Linked DNA regions of Homo sapiens: region 1 is linked to region 2. Evidence: chromatin loops called from intact Hi-C (ENCODE). Cell type or tissue: CD4-positive, alpha-beta T cell. All regions are shown on one strand. Links, peaks and the distances in the headings refer to the core of each region. The heading gives the core; the rest is flanking DNA.

What was found. A loop is a pair of places that touch in the nucleus more often than their neighbours do. Peaks named below come from ENCODE experiments on the same cell type or tissue, not always from the same donor. Only the 100,000 strongest peaks of a DNase experiment are listed, where the experiment ranks them.
Region 1: it touches region 2 in a loop (2.4-fold over the local background); 8 of 110 quality-filtered maps call a loop at or near these places.

What each region holds. Positions count from the first base shown.
Region 1 is chr2:201,361,296-201,366,681 of GRCh38, forward strand. It overlaps a transcript of FLACC1 not described here. Among named protein-coding and RNA genes, the nearest start is that of FLACC1, 6.6 kb to the left of the region's middle. RefSeq lists an enhancer at 2,572-2,621. In CD4-positive, alpha-beta T cell, for the core only: CTCF peaks have their summits at 2,879 (motif pointing left) and 3,080; a DNase peak (open chromatin) is centred at 2,836.
Region 2 is chr2:200,899,505-200,904,890 of GRCh38, forward strand. It overlaps NIF3L1 (NGG1 interacting factor 3 like 1), which reads left to right. Exons shown (of 7, transcript NM_001369441.2): 7 at 3,990-4,421. The coding sequence ends at 4,174. Among named protein-coding and RNA genes, the nearest start is that of NIF3L1, 13 kb to the left of the region's middle. In CD4-positive, alpha-beta T cell, for the core only: CTCF peaks have their summits at 2,120 and 2,321; a DNase peak (open chromatin) is centred at 2,137.

The DNA of each region.
Region 1 (5,386 bases), core at 189-5,188, 460 kb after region 2:
GAGATCAGACACAGACACTGCTTTGGAGTGCAGGAAAGACTGGGGCAGCAGCAGTAAGGTAAGAGGAAAGGTAACCTGTCAAAACCTCTCAGATAGCATGAATGCAAGATTTGTGCATAATGAAATATATTTTCCAGTGGTGCTGAGCACCCATTTTTTGCTTCTTTTAATGCCTTAATTTGCAATTCCACAGGTATTCGCATACAGGAATGGTATTTGCAAGAGCTACATATGGTGGCTGAAGAACATTGTGCAATATGCATCCTGAGTACCCTTACATTTATATATATGTAGATCTAGATGGAACATGAAGCCTGGTACCAACTCTTCATATTACTGGATAGATCTAAAGATTGTTTGAGAGATGGTAAAAACAGCCATAGAAGTGGTAGTGAATTATATGAAATTAAAATACTCCATAGCATTTTCTGGCCTATCATAATGTTTGAATGTGATGTGAAAATCTTGCTTTTGAACAACTTAGTGATTTTTCTGAGAAGGCAAGACGATCAAATTTTGTGAAACAATACTTTGATTTTTATATATTTGGGTTTTCTGTATTTTTCATCATCTCATAACACCTTCGGGGTGCTTTCTTCATAACTTCTTAAACTAAAGAACAAAACACTTCATGCTATTGCTGGCACCATGACCTGCCAGCCAACAGTTGTATTTCAGCATCTTTTCTGAATTTGCACAGTAACATTTGCTCATTTGAAAATTTTGTGGTATTTTGGCCCTTAACTCATAAAAACTAATGAAAAACAGAAAAATAAAACTTACTATTAGCCTAACTCAAATTTAATATAGTGAAACTAACAATAGAAGTCAACAGGATGCTTAAAGCCCCAAATCTTAAACCTCATCAGAAGGTTTTTTGGACTTAAACACATCCACTAGTAGTCATTTGTGAAAGAAAACACAATTAAAGATGATGAGAATAGCACTAAATTTGATATCAAAGTAGAGTCTCAAGCTTCATTTCTCACAAGATGGTCATAATTCTAAATGGATACTGAGTTTTTTTAAAAAAACAGTTTCTTTTTTTTTTCCAAGATGGCAGATTAGAGTCTTTCAGTGTGCCTTGGCTCCTTGGAAATAGCAAGATAGTGTGTAAAGATCATCTCTGTGGGTTTTTATCCAAAAAGGAAAATGGGAATCCACTAGAATTGTGAAGGACACCCCAGATGCCAGGGAGGAGAATGTGGACAAACAGCCCCAGTGATGGCATGCAGCTGATAAAAATGAGTGAAGCCCTAGTACATGGGAGAGGCAGACAGCCTCCCTCTATGACTCACCTTTCCACTTGGGATCCAGGCAACCCAGGCTGAGGGAGAGCACTTTGTTTCTCGCAAGCTCTGGAGCTAACTTGGGGAAGCGGCTTGGAAACACTGTGAGGAAAAGACATAGAGAAAAGCTGCAAACATTTTCCCAGACTCAGGACTGAAAGCAGGGTGCCATTTTTAATCCAGGCATTCTTTGGTGACCTAGCAGTGTGGCCACACAGGCATTTTAGTCTTGGGTCAGCAATTGGAGCACCTGCTCTGGCTTAGGGTAGGAGTCTCCATAGCCAGAACTGTGCAAAGAGCCTCAGTAGTAGGTGCAGGGATTGTGCTCTCCCGCTTTGCAGGCCTGAGGTGGGAGGAGAGCTGCTACAGCTGCAGTTTCTCCTGTGTGATGAGACTTGCAGCCAGGGCTAGCTTGGTAACCTGGAACTAGTCTGCATATGTCATTGCAGGGTGACCCAGCCTGCTCCCCTGAGATTGTGGTGCAGCAGAGCCCTCTGCTCCACCCTCAGGCAGAAATCCAGGCATTTGGAGCACTTGCTTGTCTGGACCAGCAGCCTGAGCTGCCTCACCCTTCATGGACATAGATTGTGGTACAGCGTGGCTCTCTCTGCTCCACACCCAGGCAGATCTCCAGGTATCTGGAGCACCCCCTTCCTTGGATCAGCAGCCTGAGTTGTCCTACCTTTCCTGTGTATAGATTGTGGTGCAAGGGTGCCCTCTCCACTCCAACTCTAGGCAGATCTCCAGGCATTTGGAGCACCTGCTCACATGGACTAGCAGCCTGAGTGCCCTACCTTTCCTGTGCAGAGATCTGGGTGTGGGAAAGCCCTCTCCATTTTGCACCCCGGCAGATCTCTAGGCATTAGGTGCACTTGCTCATCTGGTTCAGCAGCCTGAGCCGCTGCCCCTCCCCATTCCAAGACATAGATCATGGTGCAGCAAGGCCCTCTCTGCTCCATGACCAGGCAGATCATCAGGCATTCGGAGCACCCATTTTCCTCGATCAGCAGTCTGAGTCACCCAAACCCTCCTACGCAGAGGTCTTGGTATGGGGGGCCCTCTCTCCTCCATGCTCAGGCAGATCTCTAGGCATTTAGAGCACTCACTTGCCTGGAACAGCAGCCTGAGCACCTCACCCTTCCTGTGCATAGATCCTGGTGCAGTGGGGCTCCATGCCTAGATAGAGCTCCAGGCATCTGGAGCAGTCACTCTACTGGATTAGTTTAAGCCGCCCCCATCCCTTTGCAGGGAACTTGGGGTCGAGGAAATTTCCCAAGCATCTCTGGGTGCTTGGTAGTGGCTACCCACTGCATTCTCCCTCAGTGCTGGTACTTGTACCTGCCATCAGGGGACCTGTAGTTGGACCTGCCTAGTCCAGCTCTGCTCATTTTGGCCCCTCCCTCCCTGTGTCTGAGCAGGGAGCTCAGACCACTATGCACCCCATGAATCAGCTCATTGCCTGAGGTAACAGAGCTTTTCCCCATAAACAAGGATCAAGTATATACTCAGTCACATTGGCCATAGCAGGCTCTTACCTATTAGCACCATCTACTGGTTTGTAGGTTGAACTGCACAGCCCAGTATAAAACCTGCTGACAGAAGTGAATAGGGTTATAGAAGCAAAGCCAAAAGACCCTACCCAGCATTCTTTATAGTCACACTCCCTAGAGAGGGGGGAAAAGGGAAAGGGAAAGAAAAAAAACCCCAATAATATTATAGGGACAGAAGGAAAAATAAATAATCCTAACCTATATGAAAATACTATAAAATTAAAATGCCAGCATCTCCAGATGAGAAGGAATCAGTGCGAGAATTCTGGCACCATGAAAAATCTCAATATAGTGACACCACCAAAGGATCAAACTTGCTCTCCAGCAATGGTCTATAGCCAAAATAGAAACTCAGAAAGAACGGATAAATAATTCAAAGCATGGATTACAAGGAAGATCAATGAGATCCAAGTCAAGGTTAAAAATCAACAACACAAAACTTCTAAAGCAATCCAGGAAATGAAGCAAGAGATAAACATCTTATAAAGAAATCAATCAGAGCTTCTGAAGTTGAAAAACTCACTCAGGGAATTTCAAAATACAATTGAAAGCTTTATCAATAGTCTGGACCTAGCAGAAGAAAGAATTTCAGAGCTTGAAGACTGATCTTTTGAGCTAACTCAGTTACACAAAAATAAGGAAAAAATAATTTTTAAAGGTGAACAAAGGCTTTGAGAAATATGGGATTATGTAAAACAACCAAACCTGTGAATTACTGGCATTCCTGAGAAGGAAAAAAGTGAACAACCTGGAAAACATATTTGAGGGAATAATTCAAAAAAGTTTCCTTAATCTTGCTAGAGGTAGACATCCAGATACAAGAAATCCAGAGAACACCTGCAAGATACCATACAACATGAGCATCACCAAGGTATATAGCCACCAGACTGTCCAAGGTCAATGCTAAAGAAAATATATATATATATATTTTTCAAGATGGAGTCTCACTCTGTCACTCAGGCTGGAGTGCAGTGGCATTATCTTGGCTCACTGCAGCCTCCTCCTCCTGGGCTCAAACGATTCTTTAGCCTCAGCTTCCTGAGTAGCTGCGACTACAGGTGCATACCACCACGGCCAGCTAATTTTTATATTTTTAGTAGAGACCGGGTTTTGCCATGTTGGTCAGGTTGGTCTTGAACTCCTGACCTCAAGTGATCTGCTGACCTTGGCCTCCCAAAGTGCTGGGATTACAGGTGTGAGCCACCGCGCCCAGGAGAAAACATTTTAAAGGCAGCTAGAGAAAAAGGTCGGATTGTGTACAAAGATAATGCATCAGGCTAACAATGGACTTCTCAGCAGAAACCTTACGTGCCAGGGGAGATTGGAAGTCTTTTTTCGGCATTTTTAAAGACAAGAAATTCCAGCCAAGAATGTCATATCCCTCCAAATTAAGCTTCATAAGCAAAGGAGAAAGAAAATATTTTCTAGATAAGCAAGAGCTAAGGGAATATGTTACCACCAGATCAGCTGTACAAAAGATTCTTAAAGGAGTTCAAAACACGGAGACGATAGAATGATATGTGCTATCACAGAAACACACTTTTAAGAACATAGCCCACAGATCCTATAAAGCAACCACACCACAGAAATTGCAAAACAACCAGCTAACAATCTCATGATAGAATCAAAACCTTGCATATCAATATTAACCTTGAATGTAAATGGTTTAAACACCTCACTTAAAAGGCACAGGGTGGCAAGTTGGATAAAAAAACAAAAGCCATCCATTTGCTACCTTCGACTGACCATTGTCACACATTAATAACATCCATAGGCTCAAAGTAAAGGGTTGGAAAAAGATTTACCATGCAAACAGAAAACAAAAAATGGGTAGGGGTTGCTATTCATATATCAGATAAAACACACTTTTAACCAACAACAGTAAAGAAAAGGACAAACGATAAAGAGTTAATTCAACAAGAAGACTTAACTACCCTAAATATATATACAGCCAACAATAGAGCAACCAGATTCATAAAACAGGTACTTCTAGACCTACAAAAAGACTTAGCCACACAATAGTAGTGGGGGACTTCAACACCACATTGACAGCATTAGAGAGATCACTGAGGCAGAAAACAACAAAGAAATTCTAGACTTAACTTCAACACTTGACCAATTGGGCCTAATAGACATCTACTGAATATTCCACCCATCAACCACAGAATATACATTCCTCTCATCTGCACACAGAACAGACTCCAAGATTGACCACATGCTTGGTCATAAAGTAAGTTTTAAGAAATTTAAAAAAAAAATCAAAATCATAACAACCATACTCTCAGACCACAGTGGAATAAAAATAGAAATCAGTATCAAGAAGACTGTTCAAAACCACATAAGTACATGGAAAATAAACAACTTGCTCCTGAATCACTTTTGGGTAAACAATGGAATTAAGGTAGAAATAAAAAAATTCTTTGAAATTAATGAAAACAGAAACAATATATCAAAATCTCTGGGATACAGCAAAAGCAATATTTAAGAGGAAAGTTTATAGCAGTAAACACCTACCTCAAAAAGTTAGAAAGATCTTAAATTAATGAT
Region 2 (5,386 bases), core at 46-5,045:
TGCAAAATCAAAAATGGCAAATTTTAGGACAGTACCTGGCACATAGATGATACCTAATTAATGTTTTCTGAACCTGAACTAAACAGAAACTACAACAGAACTGGGGACTTACTGCATTCTTTGTGGAGGGATGAAATCATTGAACAGTTTATTACATTATCTCAAAAGTTAATGGTCAGCATTTATTTTACCTACATTCTTCCTAAACTGTCCCAAACCTCTCAGATTTCACATCAGTGGGATACTTTCTACCCTGTCACCTTAGCTAGGAAATGGTTCCTTTTACTCAGCCTAAAGCCAATCATCAATTCCTATCAATTCAAGCTCCCAAATCTTTCTAGAATCTTCCCCCTTATCTCTATCCAGGCACCATCTCCTACTTGAAGTACAGCATCAACCCTCTAATGGTATCTTCCATATACTCTCCTGAAATTAACTTTTCAAAGTGCAAATTTGATGGTCTTGATTAAAAAGACTTCAGTGATTTCCTTCATCTGTCTGGTGGAGCCTGAACATTGCATCCCCTTTCCTGTACCCTTTGCTTATGCTGTTTTCTCTGGCTAGAATGCCTTTTCCTTGTACTCCTAGTGATAAGTGAACACCCCCTCTGAGAAGCCTTCTCTGACACTGTCCTGCTCCTGCCTCTTGTGGGTCCCTATCACTTTGTCCTTGACCTCCAATGTGCACTTCTGTTGGATAGTAATTGTCTGGCTGCTGGGCCTTATACTTTCTCATTTAGGATACTACCTAATAGGTCCTGGCTAATTTTTATTGAAAGAATTACTTTATGTAGTTACTACTCAGGAATATGGCCAAACATGGCCCCTTACACCTCCAAAGGATTTGGAGGCATTTTAAGGGGTTGCCACTTTGTTTACCTCCTCCTTCTTAGGGTTAGGAGAGAATGAGTTAAAGAATTACTTTTCCCACTTTGAGGACCAGGCTCTAGGCTCTTAGCCCTCTGGCCATTCCTTTGGCTACTTCCATGCTTCCCTTGCCTCCCACACCCACACTTTGTTATATAGCACACTCTCTTACAAAGGCTGCTGCACTCAAAGCATTGTCACATCCTGAAGTACCGAGGAGCAGCATCTGAGCAAGCCTGATGGAATTGCTCTAAACCAATAAATTGATTTAAAAAAACAAAACATGTATGTGACTATTACTTATTTTATATTTTCTGAAGATAAAAGATTTTTGTAAGCCCTTAAATTTCTACCAGATTAAAGTGAAATTTCAATATGAATATCTTACAGTATTGTGTCTGGCTATTTTAAAATTCATTTTAGCATTTTACTTAGGAATTTCAGACCTATGCAAAAGTTGCAAGAATAGTATACTGAACTCCTATATGCTCTTCACCTTGGTTACTATGGTTATATTCTGCCATATTTGTACATTCCCTATGTGCATATTATATATGTGTCTATACACATTTGTGTTTGCATGTATAGATACATAATATATACAAGTTAAAATATGTTCTATATATATATTGATGTATTTCCCCTAGGACCATTTTGTAATCAATTGCAGACATGACAATTTCTTTACCTCTCAATACTTCAGTGTATAGTCTAAGAACAAAGACATTCTAAGTCCATGGAACAATTATCAAACATGGGAATTTAATATTGTTAAAACACTTACTTGATATACAGTCCATATTCACATTTTCCCAATTGATAAAAGCTTATAGCATTTCTTTTTCTGATCCATATCCAGCCAATGATCTCACATTGCATTTAGTTGTTGTTAGTCTCCTTCAGTCTGGAATAGTTTCTCAGCTTTGTCTCCATAGCATTGACATTTTTAAAGAGTATAGGCTCTTTGTTTTGTGCTTCTCTCTCAATTTGGGGTATCTGTTTCCTTATACTTTTTTAAAAACTAGTTTTTTAAAACAATGATAAAGTATAATGATACGTGCATAAGATAAATTCAAGCAGTTCCAAAATGTTAAAATGTCCTTCCTATCTGGCTGTGGGGAGAAATAGAAAATATATTATCCGGCTAGCATTAGCTGTCTCTGGTCTGTGAGGCATCACTTTTGAGTATAACTTCAGAGATGTGAAGCCCCACCTAAAGGACCTCTGCTGAACTTCATCACGCTTCCTGTGAGCCTGAGGCCGTGTTCTCATTGTATTAGGTTGTTAAGGGTAATACCCCGTAAGACCAGCAGATGGGGAGCCTGCTCCTTGTAAATTAAGTTCTCCCATTTGTCTTTTCATTCTCCATTTGCTTATTCTTTCCCAAGCTGCCATCCTGGGCCAAGCTTTTCTTTCCATTGGCTTCAGCTATTATTGCAGGGTCTTCACTGATTTCCCCCCTTTCATGCCTTCTCCAGCCAATGAATTTGTCACAGTACAGGCAGCCAGACTTACCTTTCCTAAAACAAGGCTTCCAACTGGGCCATCTTAGTGTCTTTTTCTTGCTTTTTACTTCTACTATTATAGATTAAGATGTTTTAAAAGGTGCTTGAATAAAAACTGTTCCTTATAATGAGATGACACTTATTAGGAGGAGATTGTGGGGAACTAAAAAATTCTGGAATTAAGAAAACTCATTTTTTTACTTATAGGTGTTTTCTTATGGGAAAATTAAAAGAGAACTCATTTTTTTCCAAGAACCCTTTTTTCTTAAATTTATATGCCCTTCTGTCTCTAAATACAGTTCAAAATTGTACTTTTTAAAGAACAAACCTAATTGTACACAGTACAGTTTTGCTCTTAAATTAGAAGTCATCAAATTCACAAACTGCATTTTAAGAAATTCAGAATATTAGGCTGGACATGGTGGCTCACGCCTGTAATCCCAGCACTTTGGGAGGCTGAGGCGGGCAGATCACTTGAGCCCAGCAGTTCGAGACCAGCCTGGCCAACGTGGTGAAACCCCATCTCTACTAAAAATACAAAAATTAGCCAGGCATGGTGGTGGGTGCCTGTCATTCCAGCTACTCGAGAGGCTGAGGCAGGAGAATCACTTGAACCCAGGAGGCAGAGGTTGCAGTGAGCTGAGATCGTGCTACTGTACTCCAGCCTGGGTGACAGAGCAAAACTCCATCTAAAAAAAAATTAACAATATAAATTAAAAATTCAGAATATGAATTTTCCCCAAATCTTTTCACAACAGATGAGATTCCCTCCAGAGTTTCTAGGGATTTTGCTTAAGTCAAAGAAAAATACTTTGTTTTTAACCTGGAAGTAATCTTAAATTCATTTCATCCTTATATATTAGACTAAGTTGACGACAGAAATACTGGTGCTTACAAAGCATAAGTCTGCTGGGCAGTATACATATAATTTCCTCCAGAGGTATTTATTACTTACATAAGAGGCAAATTTTCTGAAGGCCTCATTTTACTTGGCAGTGATCATTCATTTTACCGTGGAAACACTTTGAATGGGTGTTTACAGATCTGGTTCTGGCCAGATATGTTGGATTGGATAATTGCCTTGGGGTCTGCTAAGGAAAAAGAAGTTGGAATTCTCAGTGGGATGGATTTTATTTTTATATTTTCAAGATAGTCTTACTCTGTCACCCAGGCTGAAGTGCAGTGGTGCAGTCTCGGCTCACTGCAACCTCCAGGCCCTGGACTGAAGCTATTCACCTGTCTCAGCCTCCTGAGTAGCTGGGATTACAGGCACGCACCACCACGCCCAGCTAATTTTTGTGTTTTTAGTAGAGATGGAAGTTTCACCATGTTGGCCAGGCTAGTCTAGCACTCCTTAGCTCAGGTGATCTGCCTGCCTAGGCCTCCCAAAGTGCTGGGATTACAGGCGTGAGCCACCGCGCCCAGACTTTTCTCTCTTTTTAAGTTGGAGGACATAAAAGAAAACTGTACACTACTTTCTAGATTTATATGTAAAACAGTTCTGCTCTATTACATTCACTTCATATAGACTACAAACTTGGTATTTCTGCTTTTGTGTTTCCTCATTCCACAGATTCCATATTTAGCATTTAAGAATTTGCTCTTCCCTTTTTGGTAGGTGAGATGTCCCATCATGATACTTTGGATGCTGCTTCCCAAGGAATAAATGTCATCCTCTGTGAACACAGCAACACTGAACGAGGCTTTCTTTCTGACCTTCGAGATATGCTGGATTCTCACTTGGAGAATAAGATAAATATTATCCTATCAGAGACTGACAGGGACCCTCTTCAGGTGGTATAATTGCAGAAACATCAGGATAACACATTCTACAAATCAGCTGGATGCCAACTTAAATTTGTAACATGAGTCAGTGGGACTGGTGTGCTTCCAGAGAGTGTCTTCGAGGGTATCATCATTTCCGGTTTGTTAATCTTATTCACCAAATGTTCTATCGCTCGTAAGGTAAAACTGTAATATAACTACCATATTAAATAACAAATGTTCATTATAAACTCTAGGAAAGATTGAATAAAATCTGTTTACTTAACATTCTTTGGAAGGAGCTCAAGTGATTCTGTCCTTAGTTTAATTGTAGATGGGATGGATCCATTTGGGTATCTCTGCCCTTGGTTAGTTAACATTATGCTTGAAAAACTTGGGCTTGAACACTTCTAGGTAGTAGCCTTTTTGCAGTGATAAGAAGTTCTGTTTGTCCTTGTTCCTAGTTCTGCCTACATTCCAGTCTCTCACCTAAATTTCAGAATCAGAATGAGATTTATCAGGATGTTGTTTTGAAAATATGTATACACAATCATTATTCATATTACTGTTACTTTATTGCTTTTTAGATGACTTACCTGTAATTTTTTTTTCTTCCACAGTCCTTTGTTCCCGATTTCTGCTCTGTCACTTCCCTCTCCTGGCAATGAACTTGGCTGCCGCAGGCAGGGGGCAGGGCCAGGGAATGAAATTCCAGAGCAGAAAGAACAAAGTCAGATATCTCAAAATATCATCCTGCCCCATTTAATCTGGGCCTTTTATCCATGTGGATGCCCCTTTCTAAACAGCACCTGCGCTGGGCTGCGAGGCCCCTGCCTGCCTGCTGCTGGTTGGGCAGGGCAGATACACCTTTCTCCACCTGAGGACTGCGTTCTCAGGTAATCTGGCTAAAGCAATATTCCCTCCATTTTAGGCATTCTTAGATTGCTTTTATGATTTGTGCTATTTTACCATACCACATGTAATTTTTACTTCATGCTTTTGTGTAAAGCAACTTTTTCTCTTTTTGTTTATTTTTTATTGTGGTAAAATTCACATAACATAAAATTCGCCATTTTATTTTCCTGCCCCCCCCTTCCAAAATTCACCATTTTAAAGTATACAATTCCGTAGCTTTTAGTACATTTACAGTGTTGTGGTACTGTTACCACTACAGTTCCAAAGCATTTTTCATCACCACAGAGGGAAGCCCCCATTAAGTAATAATTCCCTCCTCCCATCCCCTGGATCCTA